Regions from separate parts of the Homo sapiens genome. Here all the other regions are linked to region 2. Evidence: chromatin contacts called from ENCODE Hi-C or POLR2A ChIA-PET data. All regions are on one chromosome and are shown on one strand. Each heading gives the region's core, a stretch centred on a gene start or an enhancer-like site at or near the end of the contact. The rest is flanking DNA. Distances are from core to core; before and after follow the strand shown.

The links. A loop is a pair of places that touch in the nucleus more often than their neighbours do. ChIA-PET counts read pairs that join two places held with the same protein, here RNA polymerase II (POLR2A). Pooled maps may share reads with other maps.
Region 1: a map of IMR-90 shows a loop between it and region 2 (3-fold over the local background). The contact joins the promoter of SEPTIN11 here to the enhancer-like site in region 2. A Hi-C loop is called at or near these places in 2 of 168 maps with a recorded cell type or tissue (IMR-90 and chondrocyte), 3 of 37 single-sample maps with no recorded cell type and 8 of 50 pooled maps. POLR2A ChIA-PET finds 5 or more read pairs at or near these places in 3 of 52 experiments (MCF 10A, Panc1 and WTC11).
Region 3: a pooled map shows a loop between it and region 2 (3-fold over the local background). The contact joins two enhancer-like sites. A Hi-C loop is called at or near these places in 1 of 37 single-sample maps with no recorded cell type and 2 of 50 pooled maps. POLR2A ChIA-PET finds 5 or more read pairs at or near these places in 2 of 52 experiments (BJ and activated naive CD8-positive, alpha-beta T cell).
Region 4: a pooled map shows a loop between it and region 2 (4-fold over the local background). The contact joins two enhancer-like sites. A Hi-C loop is called at or near these places in 3 of 37 single-sample maps with no recorded cell type and 3 of 50 pooled maps. POLR2A ChIA-PET finds 5 or more read pairs at or near these places in 1 of 52 experiments (WTC11).
Region 5: a loop to region 2 is called in a pooled map, with 2.8 times the contacts of the local background. The contact joins the promoter of CCNG2 here to the enhancer-like site in region 2. A Hi-C loop is called at or near these places in 2 of 37 single-sample maps with no recorded cell type and 4 of 50 pooled maps. POLR2A ChIA-PET finds 5 or more read pairs at or near these places in 3 of 52 experiments (GM12878, WTC11 and activated naive CD8-positive, alpha-beta T cell).
Region 6: a loop to region 2 is called in a map with no recorded cell type, with 3 times the contacts of the local background. The contact joins two enhancer-like sites. A Hi-C loop is called at or near these places in 4 of 37 single-sample maps with no recorded cell type and 4 of 50 pooled maps.

Annotation. Positions count from the first base shown.
Region 1 is chr4:76,948,472-76,951,772 of GRCh38, forward strand. It overlaps SEPTIN11 (septin 11), which reads left to right and starts at 1,281. Exons shown (of 10, transcript NM_018243.4): 1 at 1,281-1,459. The coding sequence starts at 1,433. LOC105377294 (a long non-coding RNA gene) reads right to left here and starts at 1,094. Exons shown (of 3, transcript XR_001741739.2): 1 at 492-1,094. RefSeq lists an enhancer at 66-145 and silencers at 1,056-1,235, 1,266-1,575.
Region 2 is chr4:76,687,673-76,691,216 of GRCh38, forward strand. All of the region lies in intron 2 of SHROOM3 (shroom family member 3), which reads left to right. Among named protein-coding and RNA genes, the nearest start is that of SHROOM3-AS1, 110 kb to the right of the region's middle. RefSeq lists an enhancer at 1,389-1,911 and a silencer at 1,825-2,004. Within about 2 kb of position 1,604, at least 21 of the 41 ENCODE cell types and tissues checked have a DNase peak (open chromatin) inside an H3K27ac peak, as active enhancers do.
Region 3 is chr4:76,982,373-76,985,617 of GRCh38, forward strand. The region is part of intron 1 of SEPTIN11 (septin 11); the gene reads left to right. Among named protein-coding and RNA genes, the nearest start is that of SEPTIN11, 34 kb to the left of the region's middle. Within about 2 kb of position 1,864, at least 20 of the 41 ENCODE cell types and tissues checked have a DNase peak (open chromatin) inside an H3K27ac peak, as active enhancers do.
Region 4 is chr4:76,300,120-76,303,880 of GRCh38, forward strand. All of the region lies in intron 6 of FAM47E-STBD1 (FAM47E-STBD1 readthrough), which reads left to right. Among named protein-coding and RNA genes, the nearest start is that of STBD1, 4.7 kb to the right of the region's middle. RefSeq lists an enhancer at 1,291-1,435 and a cis regulatory region at 1,358-1,368. Within about 2 kb of position 1,377, at least 11 of the 41 ENCODE cell types and tissues checked have a DNase peak (open chromatin) inside an H3K27ac peak, as active enhancers do.
Region 5 is chr4:77,155,059-77,158,807 of GRCh38, forward strand. CCNG2 (cyclin G2) reads left to right here and starts at 2,149. Exons shown (of 8, transcript NM_004354.3): 1 at 2,149-2,448; 2 at 3,475-3,612. The coding sequence starts at 3,475. It overlaps LOC101928864 (a long non-coding RNA gene), which reads right to left and starts at 3,006. Exons shown (of 2, transcript XR_244659.5): 1 at 212-3,006. RefSeq lists silencers at 1,708-1,827, 2,248-2,317, 2,348-2,457.
Region 6 is chr4:76,198,065-76,201,403 of GRCh38, forward strand. The region is part of intron 1 of SCARB2 (scavenger receptor class B member 2); the gene reads right to left. Among named protein-coding and RNA genes, the nearest start is that of SCARB2, 14 kb to the right of the region's middle. RefSeq lists enhancers at 1,777-1,966, 1,987-2,046. Within about 2 kb of position 1,712, at least 15 of the 41 ENCODE cell types and tissues checked have a DNase peak (open chromatin) inside an H3K27ac peak, as active enhancers do.

The DNA.
Region 1 (3,301 bases), core at 31-2,530, 260 kb after region 2:
TTCAGGAGGCCAGGCTGTCCCTTGGGGCGTCGTACCGAGGGCAGATCACAGCCCTTCCCTCCTCACCACACTCCCTGTGCTTCCACCCAGCTGGTTCCCCGCCCTGTCCATCGCTGTCCTCAATCGCTTGTTGTCGTGGGCCCCCCTCTCCGGCCCACGTGGGGCCGCAGGGATCCACAGCTCATCTGACACACCTCGCTGCCCTGCACGCACCGGGACCCCTCCATTCCGCCGGCCCCTCAGACACGCAGTAACACCCCAACATCTGCTGGGAAAAAAATCTTCCCCACGGCGGAGGAGTTCTCAGTCCCACGCGCCCAGAGTCGCACCCACTCGAGCCACCCGCCTGTTGCCGTCGCCACGCCCTCCAGCCGCAGCCCCAGCGCGCATTCCTACGGGTCGCCGGGTCTGTCGCCAGCGATCGAATGAAGTCGGCTGATCCCCCACGTGTGGCTGCTCCAGTGACACCCAGGGGAGGCCTCGGTCCTTACCCCTAGAGCAACCAATGGCTGCCTTAATTCTTCAGCGGGGGCGTTCTTTTTCTTCCTCCCAAGCAGGCGGCCGTTGGGTCGGCCGAAGGCAGCAGCGACTACTACGGCTCTTCCTCTCCAATGGGATCCCCTGTCTGCCCGCGCGCCACAGTGACAGCTTCCAGATGCCTGTCTTTAGTCTCCCTTCTCAAGGGAAGCGGTGGGCGACCGAGGTGCGGCCTGGAGGGCCCCCATGTGGGAAGGGAAGACTTGCGGAAGGGCAATTCTTCCAGTGCGGAGACGAGGAGGCCAGCCCAGCCGCACTTCGGTCGCCCACCGCTCCGCCTGGTGGTCCGCAGCCCCTTCCAGGCCGGCTTCTCCGGGTGGGGCGTGCTAGTCCGGGGCTAACTTTCCGCCACGTGCTGTCCCTGCGACCCGTCTCCCCCGGTCGCCCTTCCTTCTCCCGGCGGCCGCTGGAGCTGCCCGCTTCGTGGAGCCGGTGGCAGGCCCCGGGGCTGGGAGCTCGCGCCCAGGCTTTTACTCAGATTCCAGCACCTGATGGAGCAGGGGGTGGCGGCCAGCGCACAGGCTGTCGGCATCTCATGGCAGCGGAGACGGTCGTTTGGGGACGGAGGGGCGAGCCCCGCGGCCGGGGCCAGTGGAGCTGGGCTCGGAGCCCGCCCACCATCCTCCCGCCCACCACCGCGGCCGGGCGCGCAGGCTCACACCCCTTCCTGGGGAAGCGAATGGTCCCTTCCAGGCGGGTGGCCATGTTGCTCTAATAAAGCGGGAGGGGCGGCGGCGTGGGGGGAGCAGATGCCGCTGGCTGCCAGCGGGACGCCGGCGAGCAGAGCGCAGCCGCGAGGGAGGCGCGAGGGAGGCGAGCCGGAGCCCGAGCACTAGCAGCAGCCGGAGTCGGCGTAAAGCACCCGGGCGCAGCCGGAGCCGGTGCCGCAGCTGCGATGGCCGTGGCCGTGGGGAGACCGTCTGTGAGTGCTGGGGCCTCGCCTGCTGCTCCTCGGGCGCCGGGTGGTCTCTGCTCTGGGGCGGGTGCGGTGAGGACCACAGGGGAGCCGGGCGGGTGCTCGGCCCCGCGGCGGCGGCGACGGCTGTGGGTGTGTGCACGAATTTGGGCGCGCGTCTGGGGTCGGGGTTAGGAGCCCAGGGGCTCAGTTACGTGATGCAACAGTGGATCGCCTCGTCGCGCCCCTCTTCTGGGAATGCGAAAGAAAAAGGACCCCTCTCCTGTTCCCTTTAAAATAATTCTTTGAGGCGCGGCGTGTCTCAGCCGCCTCCCTCTGCCCGCGCACCTCTTCCCTCGTGACAGCCAGAAGGGCGCCGGGTTCGGGGCTTTCCTCCAGTCTCCCCCGCGCCGAGGGGGCGCTCAGGGCATGGGAATTGCGAGCTGAAGTGCTGCGTGTGGCACTGCTGTAGAAGCAGGTCAGAGGGGTGGGATTTCCGTGGTGGCCTCCCCAGCGCATTGTGAGATCCCGGACACCCTCGGGCATCCACCCGGCTGAGCGGGCCCTGCCCAGGATGTGGACAAAGCCCCAGATAACACACACAAAGTTTTCTGGAGGCTCCCTTGTGGTGTGGGTGGAAGGACTGAAATGTTCTGCGGCTGAAAGGCCGGGGGCGGCGGGCTGAGGAGGCTGGGACGCGAGGAAGAGGAAGGGCGGGCGGGTGCGTGAAGAATCGAGTGCCCCACGGCGGGAGGGAGGAGAGTAGGAGGGAGGAGATACCTTTGCCCCGAGTGTGTGGGCCAAGGCGCCGCGCCTACTGGGTTGCAAGACTCGGTCCGCGCCCCGGGGCCGGGCCGGAGGGGAGCGGGACTCCGAGGGTGCGGTTCAGTGGCCGCTCCGCATCCCCAAGTGAAAGGCGGAGGAAGGGGCGGCGGCGGCCTTTCCTTTTTTTTGAAAGGAGCGGAGCTGGGTGGGAAAGGCGGAGTCCTCCTGTTTTCCCTTTCCCCTTTTCATCGTCGATGTTCACAGTCCACTCGCCTTACTGGCTTTGGGGGCGCCTCGGGCGATGTCTTTCCCTGTCTATCACCTCCTCTTCCCTTTTTCTTCTTCCCTTTCCCACAGCTGTGCAGCTGCAGGTGGTGGCTCGGGAGATTTTGTAGTTACAGACGAAAGACTTACTGAGATACTGGAAGCTCGGAAATCCCAGAAATGCAAGGCTGTGCTCTCAGGCTCCCGGCTCTTCCCCCTCTCCCCGCCTAACTCCTCCCCAGATACGCGCGCCTTTTGCACCCTACCCCCTCGGGAGAAGTTCATGGGTCCCTTTGCGGATTCTAATTCGATTTGGTGGTTCGGCTGCCCGCGGTGCTTTCAAAGACGTTTTCTGCAGTCAGAAAACACAGCGGTCATATCGAATCATGACTGTCTTTTAGGCCTTTTCAACTCTACGATTTAATGACATGGCTCTTTTAAGAATTCTGGTCTTCTTTTGCACATAAATTGTGCTCTTGATAATTAGTGGTCACATGTAGGTTATTGTTACTGAGGGAATTTGCATAGTCTCTGGGCTAGTCGTTTTATTTTTGGTGAGAAAATTGAGGTCTATAGAGGTGAAATTTATCTGGTTAAATTACTCCTCCCCCTGCCCCCCATTATACTTATTAGCAGGCATAGATTCAGAGAACTAAAATAACAATATCTGCTTTAGATAAATTGGCAAACGTTTAGGATTGCAAATATTCAGTGGGGGTGTTTGGCTTTTTCAGTAACACGTATTATTGCTGGTGCATTCTTGAGGGATGGAGGAGGTGGAAGAAATAATTAGCTGCACATTTTCTATAAATTAGTTCATATATGTCAGTTAAATAGGAA
Region 2 (3,544 bases), core at 354-2,853:
CAAGTTAAAAGTGTTTTTCCAGAATCTATGTTACAAAGGAAGCCCAGGGACCTCTGGTCATAGTGATGAATTTCACTGGTGTAACATCCATGCTGTGTGGGAGGTGAGATTTGGACCCAAACTGTGTTTTTAATCACCAATTTACAGTGATGTTTCACACAGAAGTAGAGGGATCTGTTCCACCCTTATGAGATTTCACCTGACCCAGAGCACTTAGAAAACAAGATAAAGCAGCAGCAGGAGAGGAGGCCTTATCTGTTCTGCCCACAGAGCTCCTGGCTGTGTTCTCCAGCTAATACTTCTTACTCCCCCCCACGCGCAATGGCAGCGGCAATGTGCGTTATAAACTGCAAGGGCTGACCACTTCTTCAAAGCTTAAGTTCTGGACATCACCTCCCTCTCCCCCAAACAAGATTGCCACAGGACACGAGGACACAGAACAAACCATATTAACCTCTCTGCTTCCAATGCCTAGCAACAATGTTTGTGGTTACCCCATGACTGTGTGACAGCTGTGTATGTGTTGATACCTGCTTGTGATACCATAGGTAAAACAAAATACAATTTTAAGGAGGATAATACTTTATGGCAGGGAGGAGCCTGTCCATGAAGGTTTCAGTAAAGAGGTTTATTCAGTGGTTGCCATGGCTGCTAATGCTCCTGCATTCTGTCAGGATATAAGAGCACAGACAAGTAAAGGTAAATGTGGTATCAGCTGTTTGGTAAGGGAGGTTTCTATTTCCTACCTAGTGAGGTCTTCTCTGTGTCTATATGCATATTTATTACCTTAAATATAGAACCTGGACATTTAACAACAGGGATTCTGCTTGAATGAGAATAAAGCCAATTTCAAACCTTACTGTTACTTTCATCTCTGGAGGTGACACGTGAGAGCAATTAAGAGAGGACTCTGAGGGGAAAAAATTCCTACCTCCGTTGAAAGAGGCTGGAAGAACCTTTGAAGAAAGATGAAACTTAAACTAGCACCATCCCTTCCTTTAGAATATTAACTGGACGCCTATATCATAAATGCAAAACAAATGCAAATGGATATATTTTCTAAAATTCCAAAGTTTGCAAAGCTGAATCCAAAATCTCTCGAAATTACAGTCATGACGACCGAAAGAATCACGTCTCTTGTCTAATCAGAGACGATGCTTATGGAAACAAAAACAGGCCCGGAAGGAAGGCTTCAGCGGCATTCACCACCACCTGCATCTCTGCTGTGACTTACACTGAGAAGAGGGCATGCTGAGAAAAAGGATGGTTATTTTCCTTGTAATGCGAGCTTTTTTTTTTTTTTTTTAGCTGTGAACTTTTTACCTTGCTTCATTCATGCTTCATTTGATCAATTACTAACTGTATAGCCTCTGAAAAGCGAGCGCGGGCTTCTTAAAGTTGATATTTTGCTTTTGGATTCCTCTGCATTTTACAACGGGGGGAGGTTAATTAAGGCACCTTTCTGATTGAATGGGCAGAGGGACTGAGGGTGTGTGCTTCGGTCCGGTCCCCTTAATACCGTAAGGACCCAAGGACCGCGGAGGGGCGAGTGGAGCGCGACGCTTCCACCCCAGAATCCGTTTTCAAACCTTAGGGAGCCTTCTTTGCCATTGAAATGCAAATCCGGTCCTGAGCTCCCGGGCCAATCCGGGAGGCTTCCTGTGGGATTACCTGGTGGCGAGCGAGCGCCGAGCCAGCGCCGAGCCAGCGCGGCCCCTCGGGTGCGGCGGGCGCGGGGTGGACTGAGCGGGCCCGGGCGGGACGAGAGGTGGGCGAGCGCCCCGCACCCTCGGCGCGCCGCGCGGGATCAGCGTCCTCCAGCCGCGCTGCCCCGGCCCACCGTGCAGCTGTAGCCGCGGCGCGGTGGCGCGGTGGCGCAGGGCGCTGCTGGGCCGCCCATTGTTGAGCGCGTTGGGCCCCGCCGGCGATGCCGCGCGCCGCCTCCTCGGAGCGGCGGCGAAGTTTGAACTTGGCGTCGGCCTGGAGCCCCGAGCAGCCCGGGGGCGGCGGCCGCGAGGCGAGCGGCGATGGTGAGTGAGGAGGGCGGCTGGGCACGGAGAGGGAGGCGGGGGCCGGCCGGCTGCTTTCTGGAGCGCGTCTATTTCGGGCTCTGCGGCGACTCTGGAAAGCCCTGTCTGGAGGATGGCTCCCAGGGGCTTTCACGGCCAGCACCCCGGCTGATGGGGGCAGGTGGCGTGCTCCGAGGGTCTCCTGACACTCCTAGGCCTTGGCTTTTTATCAGAGAGGCAGTAGCTGCCACTCCAAGAGGAAAATAATTGTTGATTATTGACAGCATGAAAACTTTTCGGAAGAAATGATCTGTGAAATATTTTAATTTTGATAAATTGCTTCCCACCAGGGCCCCTGCTGAGTTGAGAACTCCTTGCCTTTCTTAATTTTACTGGATTTGTTTCTGTAGGAAAGGCTCCTGAAGTGCGTTGAGGGGCACGCCTACCCCCAACCCCCACTTGCTCCAGATCTTAAGACAGTTACTTAAATAGTGTGTTCCTTGTGCTGCAGCAACACTTAAATCATGAAAATGAAATTCTACCTGACGCTCGCTTTACTCCGAATTGCCAGAGGAATAAAACTTTTGCTGGTGGGGGAGGGGAGTGGTTACAAAATTTCAACACCTGGAGCACTCTCTGGGGGTGGGATGTATTTCTCTTCCTCTAGGATGTATTTTGGCATTACCTTTTTCCCCTCTCCCTTTAAATAGTAGTGTTGTTGTGGCGCACTGTGTGCACGGGAGCTTCTGCACTGGGAGCAAATGGGTGCCCTGCATGCGGGTCATCTCCATGGAGAGATTGCTGTGATATCGGGGGGTGCAACAGGAAGTCCTAGCACAGAGGCTGCCAGAGAGAGTTCTGTGCATTTTCTGTTTTTAATTAGTTGTTTTAAAGCCTAGTTAAATGTCCGTTTCCAGTTAAAAGCACCCTGGTCGGATATATGGCTAGATCTTTCCCCCAAAAAATTTCACCAGAAGTTGGTTTACATTTTAAATTTATTTTGATGGTTACCTTTTTTTTTCTGATTATAAAAATATTACACAATCGTTGCAGAAAAGGTGTAATATACAGAGAAAGAAATAAACTCTTATAACAACATCTATGTTTTGTTTGCTAAGACCTAGTTTTTCACAGAATCCTAGTCATTTGAAAACTTTTCAGCTATGGACTTTTTTTTTTCTCCATTGCTAACAATCCTGGTTTAGGAACTAAAGCTAGGAATTGACAAGGAAATAAACTTACTTAAAAAAATGTTATAACCAACAATAACTTATTCACATTGCCCATGAGTTGGAACAGAATTTATTGTGGCAATTTCTCTTGAATCAACTTCCCACATCTGCTCCCAGCAAATGGTTTCTGTTTGTACAGCCTATTTTGTAAATACATCTCTCTACCATTAAGGCGAGGTGCCCAAACACATACCCCTTTCCAGTGCTTGTGGCTTGGCTCATATGGTTAATATGTTTATTGGCTTCTGCATCAGAACTTCCTCACCATACATTTGATAAAACCCTGGAGAAGGTTACCAAGGG
Region 3 (3,245 bases), core at 614-3,113, 290 kb after region 2:
GCTAATTTTTGTATTTTTAGTAGATACGGGGTTTCACCATGTTGGCCAGGCTGGTGTCAAACTCCTGGCCTCTAGTGATTGCCTGCCTCAGCCTCCCAAAGTGTTGGGATTACAGGCATAAGCCACCACCCCCGGCCCAGATCTTATTTCATCTTACCATAACCTAGGGCAAAACTGACCTGCTTTAAGAGAGTTTTACATTTTTGCTCTGGTCCACATTCATCTCCATTGTCTAACCCTGTAATCTTTGTAGTATATTTCATCATGAAACATTTCAAAATCATCTTCCATTTTACCTCAATAACTTATCTCCCTAATAAGACTCAAATTCCTTAAGAATCTTTTGTATTTCCTAGAATTCTTGTTACAAACACAACACCTAAACATTTGCAGTTTACTTTCATTTTTGGAAGGCTTCCTCCAAAGGCTAGCTAGTTTGTGGTTAGCTGCCCTTATCAGATTCAGTGTAAAAGGTTTGCCTTGGTAGCCTGAGAGGGATCTAGTTTACCATGCTTTTACTAATATCTATCTTTTTTCTCCTGGAGACAGTTGTGTGTTTTTTTTGTTGTTTTTTGTTTTTGTTTTTTTTTTAGCTGGGGAAATGCCAATATTCATTATTATATCTTATCCTAAAGTTACACAGGAGAAATAGGGATGTTGAAATAATGTATACTTTGGTAGGCAGAATCCGAAAATGGCCCCAAGATCCCAGCCCCCTGGTGTACACGCTCTGCATAATCCCCAGAACTTGTGAATATCACTCCCACAGGTAGGTTATGGCACAGCTGTCGTTTAGAAATGGAGATTGACCTGGGTGGACCTTACCTCATTAAGCAGTCCCTTAAAAGGGACCAGACTGTTCCTGAAGAAGGATATTTGACATGTGAGAGGGACACAGGGAGATTTTTCATTGCTGACTTTGAAGACAGAGGTGACCTCGTGGCTTGGAACCGTCAGTGACTTTTTGGAGCTGAGTGCAGCCTCTGACAGCGAGTAAGGAGAGAAGGCCCTCAGTCCTACAGCTGCAAGGAATTGAGTCTGCCCACATCTGGAATGAGCTTGGAAGAGGGTATTTCCCCAGAGCCTTGAGAGGACAACCTCCTTAGCTTGGCCCACACTTTGATTTCAGCCGTGTGATAACCCAGGCAGAAAGTCCAGCTACACCATGCCCAAAGTTGTGACCTATGAAACTGACTGCTAATAAATGGATGTTGTTTCAAGCCACTAAATTTGTGATAATTTGTTATATGGCAGTAGAAAACTAGCACATGCCCCACATTTATGTAAACAACCCCTATTCCATCCTGATATTGTTTTATCCAGGGTTGAGATTAAGACACAGTAGAACTCTTAGAGGCCAGGTGTGGTGGCTCATGCCCGTAATCCCAGCACTTTGGGAGGCCGAGGCAGGCAGATCACAAGGTCAGGAGTTCAAAACCAGCCTGGCCAACGTGGTGAAACCCCGTGTCTACTAAAAATACAAAAATTAGCTGGGCGTGGTGGCAGGTGCCTGTAATCCCAGCTACTCGGAAGCTGAGGCAGGAGAATTGCTTGAACCCTGGAGGCGGAGGTTGCATTGAGCCGAGATCGCGCTATTGCACTCCAGCCTAGGCGACAGAGCAAGACTCCATTTCAGGGAAAAAAAGAAAAGAAAAAAAGAACTCTTAGGAAGACTTGAGGATTTTGGCCATAATTGTTTAGTAATATTTGTAGAGCAAGACCAGATGTTAATTGGTATGTTTATTTCCTCAATATGTATCATGGTTTTGGTCATTTCTGGTATAATTCCTCAATTTTCAGGTGCTGGAAATGTGTCACTGGACTCAGATGTTCTAGGTCAGCCTGGATTAGGAACTGAACATGCCTTGGGAGGAGAAAGCAGCCAGGTTGTGACTAGGGGAAACAGCCCTGGTGCTTTTGTTCATGACTTGCTTGGAACTGGATTGGATTTTTTTTTTTTCTTCTCTCACAGAGACTGCCATCACATGGCCATTACTGTAACTGAAAATCCCCTGCCTTTTCAGAAAGGCACAGAAATATATGGTATCTTTCAGAAAGGAAGTGGCTAATTTATATCCGGTGATAGAAATGGTGGCATCGGGAAGGAAGCGTCCCATCCATATTTCATTATTTGCTGATGAATGCATTCAGTGAATAGAAATAGATGAACTGAGCCACAATATTTCTCAAACAGGAAATACTGAGGAATAGATGTGTGAATATGAGTAGCACAGGACATAAAAAGTTGAGGAAAAAACTTCCAACTGCTTTGAGCCTCTTAATTCTATTTGACCTCCTATTCGTCACTGTTTTGAAGATATTCCATAGGATAAAGACAGGGCAGGAGGGACAAAAATGACCCAAATAAACAACAGTGAGACAAGTGGGTGGTTTTATGCTCTGCAAGAGACGTGATATGTCTTAAATGGAACTGGGTTGTTTGGGACCCACTGGACAGCAAGAGGGTTTTGAAATGGTTTATGACCTCTTCCCCACTTCCCCGCTTGCTTTGCTCATTAGTGTTCCTAGGTGGCTGCTGGGTGACGGGCTTTTCATCATCTCTGATGTGGGCCAGTGCGAAAGAGCAGCTGCAACATCTGTTTCTAATTGGGTCGTGCCTTTATAAATACTTCTTGCCTATTTGTCACATTGCTTCCCTCCCACCCTGTCTTCCTTGGAGTACTGCAGAATCTGTAAGCGTCCCTGGAATGCACACGTGGACCTTGTCATTCCCAAACAGACTTTCTGCTGGTCAGCACTTTGTAATGTTCGGCTGTTACAGGCATTAGTCACTTGTGCTCAGAGAGAGACTGTGGTCTTTGGAAACTGAAGAAAATGTCTTTTTTGTTGTTGTTAATTCTTGGCATCCAGTTAGATTTAACTTCTCAAGAGTTTACACAGACTTTTAGAAAAACATTCTGTCTCTAAGAAAAAAGTGCTCTAGCTTTGTACAGTTTTTGGATTTTCACACTTGGTGGTTGTTTGCTGAAATGCTGTTTTGCTAGTGATTCCCCTCCTCCCCCTATCTGGGGTTGTAAGCAGCTCTGGGGCTCTGTTCACTTCGGATACCTGTTTCTGGGGACTGCTTTTCAACAGCGTTTTTCCTAAGGGCATATGAGAAATTTAATTTCTGATGGAATGAAGGTGAAACTCTAGTCCCAGGTAAACCTGGGTAGGCTGTAGAGACAGAAAGGGGGCTGCAGGTCTAGGTGGAAGAACGAGAACGAATGCAGCATGGTATTTCC
Region 4 (3,761 bases), core at 127-2,626, 390 kb before region 2:
GATTGCCAATGGCACCCATGGGCTCTTCCCTTTTCTGTGTGCCGGGCCCGCTGCCCCTGCCCTGGACTCTCCCTGACTCCACCCTTCAAAACTTGCCTGTTCTCCTCTTCCTTCCTCCCTCATATTTCCCTCCATTCTTCCTCACTTCCTCTTTAAGCCTGCAAGGTTTGAGTTCACCTTACTCCTTAGTCTCTTTGCTACTTACAGTGAGGCCAACAGACCAGTATCAACTGGCAGCTTGTTAGGAAAGCAGAATCCAGACCCCACCCTGGACCTCTTTGTTTATTTATTCATTCTCCTTTTATCCCAACTCCTATTCCTATACTTTTGCCCACCAAACCACTTCCTTTAATGTGTTAAGAATTGTTCCTAAATATGCATGTATCTTTGAAGCCTCAGTAGTGCTATTTTGAGTGTTTATGTATTTTCAACTTGCATAAATATTATTGTACTGTAAGTCATTGTTTCTTGCCTTTCTAGTCACCATTATGTATTTAAGATTTAATTACATTATGTCTAGATCTTGTTCATTGTTCTAACTACCGCATAGTATTTCATAGGCATCTATCGCATTTTATTTAGTTATTACCCTATGATGAACAGCCAGGGGCTTTGAACTTGCCGTTGGCCCAAGTAACACTGTATGTCCCTTATAGTCTTGTGCACATTTTTCCCTGGGCCTACATGTTGAGGAGTGGGATTGCACAGCCATTGGCTATGTGCATACTTAGCTTCACAACACTCTTCCAGAGTGTTTGTACCTGTTGGCTCTCCCAACAGCAGCACCACACAACTTCTTTCTAATATTTGTCTCTCTGATGGATGTAAAATGGCATATCATTGTTTTAATTTGCATTTTTCTGACTATCAATGAGTTTAAGCATTTTTTGTGTCTAATTTTATTCAGCCAAAAATTATTGTGCCTATTATGTTCCAGTCATTGTTCTGGGCACTGAGGAAAGAGCGTCCCTCGTCCATTTTTATATTGGATCTTGCGTCTTTTTCTTGCCAATTTGTACGAGTTCATTGTAGAGCTAGGTATTAATCTCTTATCAGTTTTAGACAACACAAATATCTTCCCCCAGTTTGGCTCTATCTGGTAACTGTTTATGGCACCCTTCATTGACCAGATAGCATCATTTTAATGAAGTCAAAATGTTTTTGGCCTCCTATGTTAGGCAATGTCACATTGCCAGTTTCCTGGATTTTGTTCTATTCATAGTTTTACCATTTACATTTAGGACTTTATTTCATCTGGAGTTCAGCATTTATGTGGTACAAAGTAGTAATCCAGCTTTATTTTTCTGTAGATAGTGAGCTAGTTGTCTAACACAGATCTCCCTTTTCTAAAGTTTTAATGACTTAGCATGACTGATGTCAGCCTTGAGTCTATTCTGGAACTAAGATGAGTCAGAGGTTTGCAAACAGTTTCAGTTAGAAAATGTCTCTGTGAAACCTGAAACTGGGCAGCTCCAATGTGACTGCTTTGCAGAGAGGTTGTACTTGTGGTTAATGTTATGTGGCTCCCCAGGAGCCAGAGGTCTGACAGCAATGGACAGGTGCTGAGGGTGATAAGTGCATTCCCCTAATGGAGAGAGGGGTTGCAGAGTTATTACAGATCAAGAACAAGTCTGAGAGTCACCACAAACACTGAAACACAACCATAAGGGTTCTCTAGTATAACACATCCAAATTTGCACACTCACTTCTAAAATCTATGCTTTGAAATTTGAACATAGTTTAAGAATCATCAGACTTCAGTGTAGCTAGGGTTTCAGAGCAGGTCCTGGGGATCAGAACACCGGGTTCAAATCCTAGCTCAGTCACTCATTAACTGTATGACCTTGACCAGATTACTTCCCTCCAAGCATTCCATTTATAAGGATGAGATAATCTTTATAAAGCACTTAGCCTGGTGCCTGCATATTTTAGTTATTCAATAAACAAAAACAATAAAAAGAAGGCCTATTAGATGATAGCCTTGACATTCCAGGGAATAGAAAGATGTCCAAGCTGTGACCAGCAAGGGATTTATGATCTAAACTAGGGATGAGACAAACCTCAAAGATACTGATACCATAAGAGAAAACCTGGTGTGATCGAAAGGATCCCATTAGGAATAACAAATCCCAAGGGTTCTACGCTCTCTGTGCCAGCAACAAAAGGACAAGACCAAATCTCTTTCTTATTATACCCCACTGTGGAGAGGCAACAGGACTATGCAGAGACACCTCTTCTACTGGCCATGTCTTCTCCCAGTGGTCATTATCTACTTTCTCTGCTTTTCTTAAAACTCCAGCCAGATTTTCTTTCTCCCACTCAGCTGATAACCTCATTGACTACTTCCTTTGTGGCACAAAATGTCTCTTATTTTCATTCTTTTCTTTTTTTCATGCCCTTCTAATCTCTTTCCTTCATTGAAGGCCAATTCTTCCACTGGCATTCCTGACCCATCTCCCTCTTGTGCCTTATGAAAGTCCAATGAAAAAATATTTCCTCTGCTTCTCATGTCTTCAAGCTCAGTCTCCACTGGCTCTTTCCTGCTCCCAATCGTGCTTAAATCTCTCTTGGTTTATAGGAACTGCCCTGAGTCCTGGTCTATTTCTTTTCTTTTTCTTTTTGGGGGGGGGGGGTTGGTGGAAGGTGGGGGGGGGGGGTCTCCCTGTGTTGCCCAGGTTGGTCTCGAACTCCTGTCCTCAAGAGATCCTCCCACCTCGGCCTCCCAAAGTGCTGGGTATCCTGTTCTATTCTTAAGCAACCCTTCAATTTCTCTCCAACCTATTGCCTCCACGTTTCTCAAGAGAGAGATAACTCAATGCTGGACTTCTTATCCTTTCACAACATTTATATCTTAGCATTCTGAAATCCAACTTCCACCCCCACAAACACTCCAGAGCTACTGATGGCCTCTTATGTGCCAATTGCAACCATTTTCCCTTCAGTTCTCTATCAACTTCAGTTCTGCAAAGCAATGCCTCCATTCCCTCTCCTGGCCACCTTCTTGAACTGCTTTTCTTATCTGATTTTGGTTCTCCTTCTTCTCTGGCTCTTCCTTCCCACAGTCTTTAGTCTCTCTGACTTTGCAAACAGAGTTGCTTTTCATTGTTCTGTCCTCATCCCTCTAAGCCAGGATTGAGCAATCTTTTCTTGCATAAGTTTAAAGGAAAAAATATATAATAAAATAAACTTTAAAATATCCATCTATATCTATTCATACTTTATTAAATAGAATAATATCAATTAGAAAACGGGTTCTACATTATGGCCCATAAAATATAATCTCAAGACAGAATTGCAATATAAATAGCAACATGGAGGCAACTTCCCAATCTTTCTTCTTGCAATTGTGTCAAGGGCTCATCCATCCTTCATTTCTCTTTATAACATTAATCTTTACTATGGATTTAATTACCACATCTCTATGCAGAATTTCCAACATCTCCAGCCTTGATCCTCTTAAACTAAAGAAACCGAGTTCCAACTTCCTGCTCGTGCCTCCAATTTAACACGTCCCAGCAGAACTCATCATCTTCCTCCTTTGTCCGCACAACCGTTCTTGCCTTTTTTGCTCCCTGACAACACTATCTTCCTAGGCACTCACAGTTTTCTATATGGAGGCAAACATGATTGTTTTGCAAGTGTATAGCGATAAGCATGGGTATCATCAGTGCGGCAAGAATGTTTTTAGGATATGTGGCTATGAACCTTTAATATAAACATATGACTATGATTGGAGCATTTTTTAAAAGAGCAGCAACACA
Region 5 (3,749 bases), core at 899-3,398, 470 kb after region 2:
CAAGATGATTATGTCAAATAAAAGTTATCACTTATTTATGTTTAAAAGATCAGATAAGCATTGGATAAAATTATGTAGCCTAAGCAAAGGACAATTTCTAAATCTTTTCCTTTTTGTTTTATATAGTCTGTTATTTTTAAAGTCTTCTACCACATAAATTTGCATTTCCTCTTTCACATCACTTATAAAATAACGTATGTTCCTTTTTTACCTTTGCCTTCTTACTTGAAAAAAACATCCCCAGTCTCCTTCATGCTTTGATCACAAACTCTTCATTTCTCTGATGGTGGATAGTTGGTCGAGCTGCTTTCTGTCTGTGGGCCCTGTCCACTCAGCCTATTGATGCTCTGTACAATGAGCTGTCATCTCTGTAATTTTAATCTTAGCTCTAGTCTCTAAGTTAGTTTCATGCTCCTATTATGTTTATCAGCATAGATTTCCAGCAAGATGATTATGTCAAATAAAAGTTATCACTTAATGTTTAAAAGATAAAACAAGCATTGGATAAAATTATGTAGCCTGTAAATCATTTAAAACTGGTGTGCTAATTTTATCTTATTTTCCAAAACCCTCACCAAGCTCACACCTCTCTGAAATAAGTGTTAGCTTTTTGGGCTGCCTTCCCCCAGTTGCTCTGTGCTCCAAACAGATGCCTGTGTTTAGTCCGAGCTAATATGCAAAGGGACCTAGTTTTAAAATTCCTTAGCTGCTCCGCAAAGAAGAGCGCTGCCAAAGCTATGTTGTGTGCCTTCCCATATTTCACAAGTAACAAAATAATTCACAGAAAACACATAGAAGAACAGAAAGGAGAAATCTCTTCCCAGGGACTATCTGATTATGTAGATTAGAACTCACGAATATGGTATTTTCTAATTTAGGAGGGAGAGAGTAAACAAATAAATGTTCCAGGGCAGTCAACCACATGCCCCATTGATATTCCGTGTGAAAGTGTCTCTGGCCTAAGGCACCTGGTTTGTTTGCTTTTTGTCCCGTCCTGGGAGACGTGTCGCCTATAATAACAACGCTAATTATAATGAACAATAAATGATAATTTATGGGTTACCAAGGACCAAGAAGCTCTGGGAGTCTTCATTAAAACAACAGCACTACAACCTCTGGAGGTACGCCGTAATTATTAGATGTTTACGTACCCTCATCAGCGTGCTAAGTTTTTATTGAAAAGCCCCTCCTTCAGTCCCTCCTGAATTTTTTTAAATTATGGAAAAATTCCAAGACACAGAACTAGAAAGAATACTGTAATGCAGCCTCGAGTACCCATCACCCAGCTTCGACCCTCAACTTTTTGCCTATCTTATTTCACCTCTCTTCTCCATTTTTTTTTCTCTTGGACTGTAAAATTTTAAAGCAAATACCCAAACTTGTAGCATTTATTGAATATTTTAGTAAACGCCCCGACAATGTTATAATAATTTGGTGGGTTATTGCAAAATGGAACGCCAAGACAAAATAAAGAAGGAATGTAGAAAACTCTCCCGTGGCTGAAAAGGCTGTCACAAAGGTTAGCTGTTAGGAGAAGCGCCGCGAGCGTGACATTCCCCCAAGAAAGGCGGAGGCAGCCAGGCGAGAAGGCACAGCCCCGCAGGGCAGGTAACTGAATACCTTCTCCGCTGCACACCCAGGCATGCGCAATCCAGACCCTGGAGTTGCTAAGGCCCCAAGGCAGAGAGAGGCTCAGGCTACGGAGAAAGCCAATCAGAGGGCTCCAAGACTGATAAGTTAGCCAATCCAGATTCGAGGGTGAATCAGGTCCTCAGCATGCCCATCGCCCCACCCGCATCCAATCAGAGAGCCGGCTACTTTGGGCGGACTTTTCAAAACAGCGAAAACAAAACAAATCGGGGACCTTTAAAAGGCGTAATGAGACCAGAAACGATCTCCTTCCGCCCCTCTGTCTTCCCCCGTTCCCCAACGCAGATCAATCGCGGAATAAGCCCGACGCCCAGATTCCGCTCTCCGCCCTAGCGCCAGGCGGGAGGACTGGCTCGGCAAAGCCAAGGAGAGCTAGGGAGGCCGCGAGAGAGGCTCGAGACGGCAGCTTAGGGGCGGGACTCTTTTTTAAAGTCCGTGGAGGAAGTGCAGGATCCCTCCGCGGGGAGTCACGTGCCCCGCCCCCTTGGGGGCGTCGAAACTCTTAACAAAAACAAGGGGCTCGGGGAGGTTTCCGCTGAGGCGGCGGGGGTGCGGCGGTGGGCTGGTCTTCCGCGGCCGGCGTTGCGCCGCGGCGGAGGGTGGGCGCGCGGGGAGCGGGATGGAGCCGGGGCTGTGAGGCCGAGGCGGCGGTGCCTGGGAGGAAGGGTCGGATGCCGGACCGGGGGCACCGCTGAGGCGGTGGGTCCCCGACCTGCGAGACAGGTTTGGAAGCCCCCGCTGCGCCCAGTCCGTGCGGACCGCGAGGCCGCGGGCGGGTGGAGGCGCGTCTCCGGCACGGTGAGTGGACCCGCCCAGGGCCGCCGTGGGTTTCTTTGTTCGTGGTGGGGACTGTGGGCTTTGAGGAGGTTGGTACCATGCGAGTGCCTCGGTGCTGCCTGCTCCTCATCCGCTGGAGCGACCAGGGTGCTGCCCTCAGCCCCAGCCCCGGGGGGAGCTGGCGCCCGCGATGGACAGATAGATGCTCGTGGGGTGGAAGGAGGTTGCGACTAGGTTAAGGGCAGTCTCCGCCTCGGTGCCCCCCGCCCCCGCTCGTGTTGTCACGGGGACTTGCTGGCGTGGTGCTTCTCGAATTGACAGCCCCGGGGCTCTGCAGAGTTGTGGGGCCCCGGCATCAGTGGGTGGACGGGTGTTGTCCCTACGGGCGCGGGGCGGGCGGGCTGGACTGGACTTCTCTCCCCGGACCGTAGCCGGGTGTGCCGCGCCACCCCAGGGCTCCTGGGACGGGGGTATCCGCCTCTCGGGTAAGTCCGGAATCGGCGCTGCAGCAGCGGACGGGAAAAGCTGGGGGCGGGACTCTCCGAGAGGGGCTTCTGCAGCTGGGCGCCCCGGGCGGGCGGGGCTCGGGAGTCTCCTCCCTCCGCTTCTTTGTTCAGTCGCGAGACTCTCCCTCCCCTCCCCCCTATTGTGCAACACCCCATCCCCGGGACCCGCTGCAGTCGCTCGCCACACTGCAGTCCCCTGGGCAGAAGGCCCTCCCTGGCGCGACTTCAGGTGGGGCAGACCGAGGGGACGCCGGCGCCCGCGGACAGTTTCCTGTTTGTGAAACGCCAAGAGGCCAGGGCTGGCCGGTCTTACCCAGCGCTGGCCGGCGGACCTGACCACGGCTCCTCCCCCTGCCACACCTCCCTGGCCGTGGTGGGGATTGCCCTGGGGCTCTGGCGGACGTGACTGGTCCCTTCACCCGCTCCTTGTCGGGGTGTGCTGGGGCGACCCTTGCTGGAGGTACTGGCCTCAGCCCTTTCTCCCGCTTCCCCACCCCTCTTACCCCCAGATTACATTCTCTGTGTGGTGTCTTTACTGCAGATGAAGGATTTGGGGGCAGAGCACTTGGCAGGTCATGAAGGGGTCCAACTTCTCGGGTTGTTGAACGTCTACCTGGAACAAGAAGAGAGATTCCAACCTCGAGAAAAAGGGCTGAGTTTGATTGAGGCTACCCCGGAGGTAAGTTGGCAGAAAAGATAACTTGCTCAAGCAGCTGATGGGGCTTGGAGGAGGTAACCCCCCCGCCCCCGTTGAATCATGACTAAAGCCTGCAAAATTTCTTAAAAGTTGTTCTTTCTGGAGTACCAAGATAAACC
Region 6 (3,339 bases), core at 462-2,961, 490 kb before region 2:
CTGCAAAGGCCCAGGAGCAGCCGCCCCCACTCTCGACTCCACCGCACTTCTCTTCCTATTACTGTCAGGACAGTTGAGTGAGCACTCTGTATTCCTGCCTAATTTTTCCTGACAAGCATCATAGTGTGTGAAGTTTCCAGTGAGAAAGGACTTGAGATCTCATTTATTTGTTCATGTGAAGAAAATCACCTCAGAATTAGGAACCCTGAAAGAATCAGCAAACATAAATGAACAGATGGCTAACCTCCCTGGTTTATCTTGCTGGGCTGGCATCCAGCTTTTAGGCAACCATAAATCCAAAGACAAGTGGAAGGGTTTCCAGAAAGAAGGGGTTACCAGAAAGAAGGGTAAACCTGGCTGTTCTGACATGCGTAAACAGTGTGACTTGAACTTGTTCCTCCAACTTTCAGGATAGAAATAAACATTTAGTACATTTGACTTCTTAATGAAACAAAGCAAATGAAAAACAAGAACAATAAAAACTGTCCTTGGCAGCATGCCAGAGTCATAACCAACCCAGACCATGTTACAGCTGGGGCTTCTCCTCTGTCTCCCTCCACCCCCACAGCCCTTCTCTGCCTGGCCACTTCTTAGTTGAGTCACCAGCACTCAGACAAATCCTCATAGCCCCTTTTACTCCCTTCAAATCTTGCCCTCAAGAGTGGTGGCTTTTCCTGCTGCTTTCATATGTCTCTTTTCCTCCACCTTACAAGTTGGATGTTTGTCAGGAAACCCTCTGTCAATCCCAGAGTAGATCACGTGCTGGAGAGTGAGTGAGTGTGTGTGTGTGTGTGTGTGTGTGTGTGTGTGCTCATGCGAATGCACTAAGTAGGAAGAGAGATGGGGAATGAGAGAACAGAGGGAAGTTGTAAATACAGCTGCTAACATTTCTAAAACAGTGTGTCTTTATTTTTATTTTCTCACTTTCAGCTCAGAGAATGGCAGTTACTATTCAGTTACCATTACTGCCACGCCAGCTGCAATCTACTGTGAGTCTGCTAAAGTCAGGTGCTATGCTAGGGGCTTTATAATGTACCTTATCTCTGAGTTTTACACTGACACTACAAAATAAAAATCCCCATTTTGCAGACAAAGAAATGGTGGCACTGGCTGTCCCAAGTCACAAAGCCAGTAAATGAAATCAAATCTGACCAAGTCCAGGAGTGCAGATTTACTCACCCATCCAGCAGCTGCCACCCCATGGCACCCTGAGGGTAGAGTTGCCAGATTTAGCAAATAAAACCTGGGATACCCAGTTAAATTTGTATTTCAGATAAACAACAAATAATTTTATAATATAATTATGTCCCAAATATTGCATGGGCTACATCAAAAATGTTTTTATTCATAGGAGATGCATGCTGAAGGATTTAGGAACAAAGTGTGTGATATCTACAACTTACTTCAAATAATTCAAGAAAAAGTGCATCAGAGAGATAAATATGGCAGGACATTAACAACTGATACATCGGACTGAACCGAAATATCACACGAGACAGACTCATACTAAAATGTTATTTGTTATCTGAAATTCAAATTTAACTGGTTGTCCTGTATTTTATTTTATTTGGCAACTCTAGCCCAGAGGGACAGTGAAACTATGGAGAAGCCATAAGTTGGACTCTGAACTCTCAGGGTTTCCTCGAGTGTTACCCGTGCCATCTGGAGGAAAGGAAACTAGGGCAGCTGCGTGAGGTCACTGTCAGCTCCTAGTAAGGAGCCCACAGGTGAGGAACCGAAAAAGGGAGAGTTCAACTCTAGAGTTTCCAGGCAGCCGCGCAGCCCCAGTATGCTAATGGGTCCAAAGAAAGCACCTCAACCTCCTGCCACAAGATGGCCCAGAGAGGGCTCTGTTTTGACTTAAACTTTTAATTTCTGCCCCTTCTATTTCTGATCCTCAGGGCATTCAAGTGTGCACTCCCAGGAGCTTGCTCGGCAAAGGAAGGCCTGAGAAACTAACAAATAATAACCTCAGCCTCAAGACCGCGGACTGTCTGGCACAGGAAGTTATTCATTCCGCCAGATACAACGAGCTAGTGTCCCCCTCAAAGGCGCCCTTTGCCAGTCTGAACAGAAAGCCATGGCTTGGGAACAACTGATCTTCCTCACCGAGGGTTCTGCTGTGGTGATGACAGCCACCAGACAAACCTTGTAATCAGCTGAGTCTTCTTAGTTACACTAAATGAAAAAGCAACATAAGGCCTTAAATCAGTTTTACAGTGTGACTCTGGATATTAAGAGTGGCACTGTGGAGTCACAATATAACTGTTGCTTATTAGTTTTAACCAAGACGAACATAATGAATTTTTCCACGCACAATACTGTGGCACTACCACTAAAACAAAATACTGGAAAATTATCAAGTTCTATGGTGAATTCACAGTGTCAACAGCTAAATTAATAATTGGACTAAAAAACATACTTTTCAGTTAATCACCCAATATGTACCTACTGAGAGCTTTCTATGTGCCCGGACTATGCCCTGCAAACAGGCATAGGCCCTGTCTGTAAGAAGAAATTTAGCTAAGGACACAAAACCAACATGCATGTAACAGGGAGTGAAAAATTATGTGCAAGACTCAGTAATTCAGCCTAACAAACAGCTTATGCCTGAAATTATTTAGATCCTTCCAGTAGCATGGATCTGTGATAAAATTCCCCCATCTAAACATCTCACAGGCTGCTCCAAGACAACATGACCAAAATGGACTCATGATTTTCTCCCCTAGTTGATCACTAAGTCCTGCTGATTTCACCTCCTCCTCTTCCCCATTTCTACCCCAAGGCACATTTCATCATTGGCTTGGACTGTGACAATACTGTATGTAGGCTCCTAACTGGTCTCCCTCTCTCCAGCCTTTTTCCTTTCAAATGCTTCATCCATCTCAGGCTTCAGAGAAGCCTGTCAAAAGTGCCTAAGGGAACAGATACTCCACCCCTGCTCAAAGGATAAAGTCCACAGTCCTTGACCTGTTGTGATCTGATGCAACTGCGTCACCTGTCGCTGTCTTTTCCTGGTAGGCACTTTATGCACCAGTAACACGCAACCATCTACTGTTACCTAGCACCCACCACACAAGTTCTCAGCCAGTGCCTTGGCCTGAGTCACTCACCGCCCTTCACCCAGAAGTCTCTGCAGGGCCCTTATCACCTGGTTCACTTCTACTTGGGCTTCAGGGCTCAATTCAGAAGTGCCATCTCTCAGAAGGCCCCTCTGAACTATGTGTTTTCTCTCTGCTTTCATGAAACTTCACAAGTTTTATAAGGAAAATGTGTTCATTAGTCTTTAGTGTCAGATTGGGTCTGATACTAAGAACTGTATCTTTTTCATGGATCCCC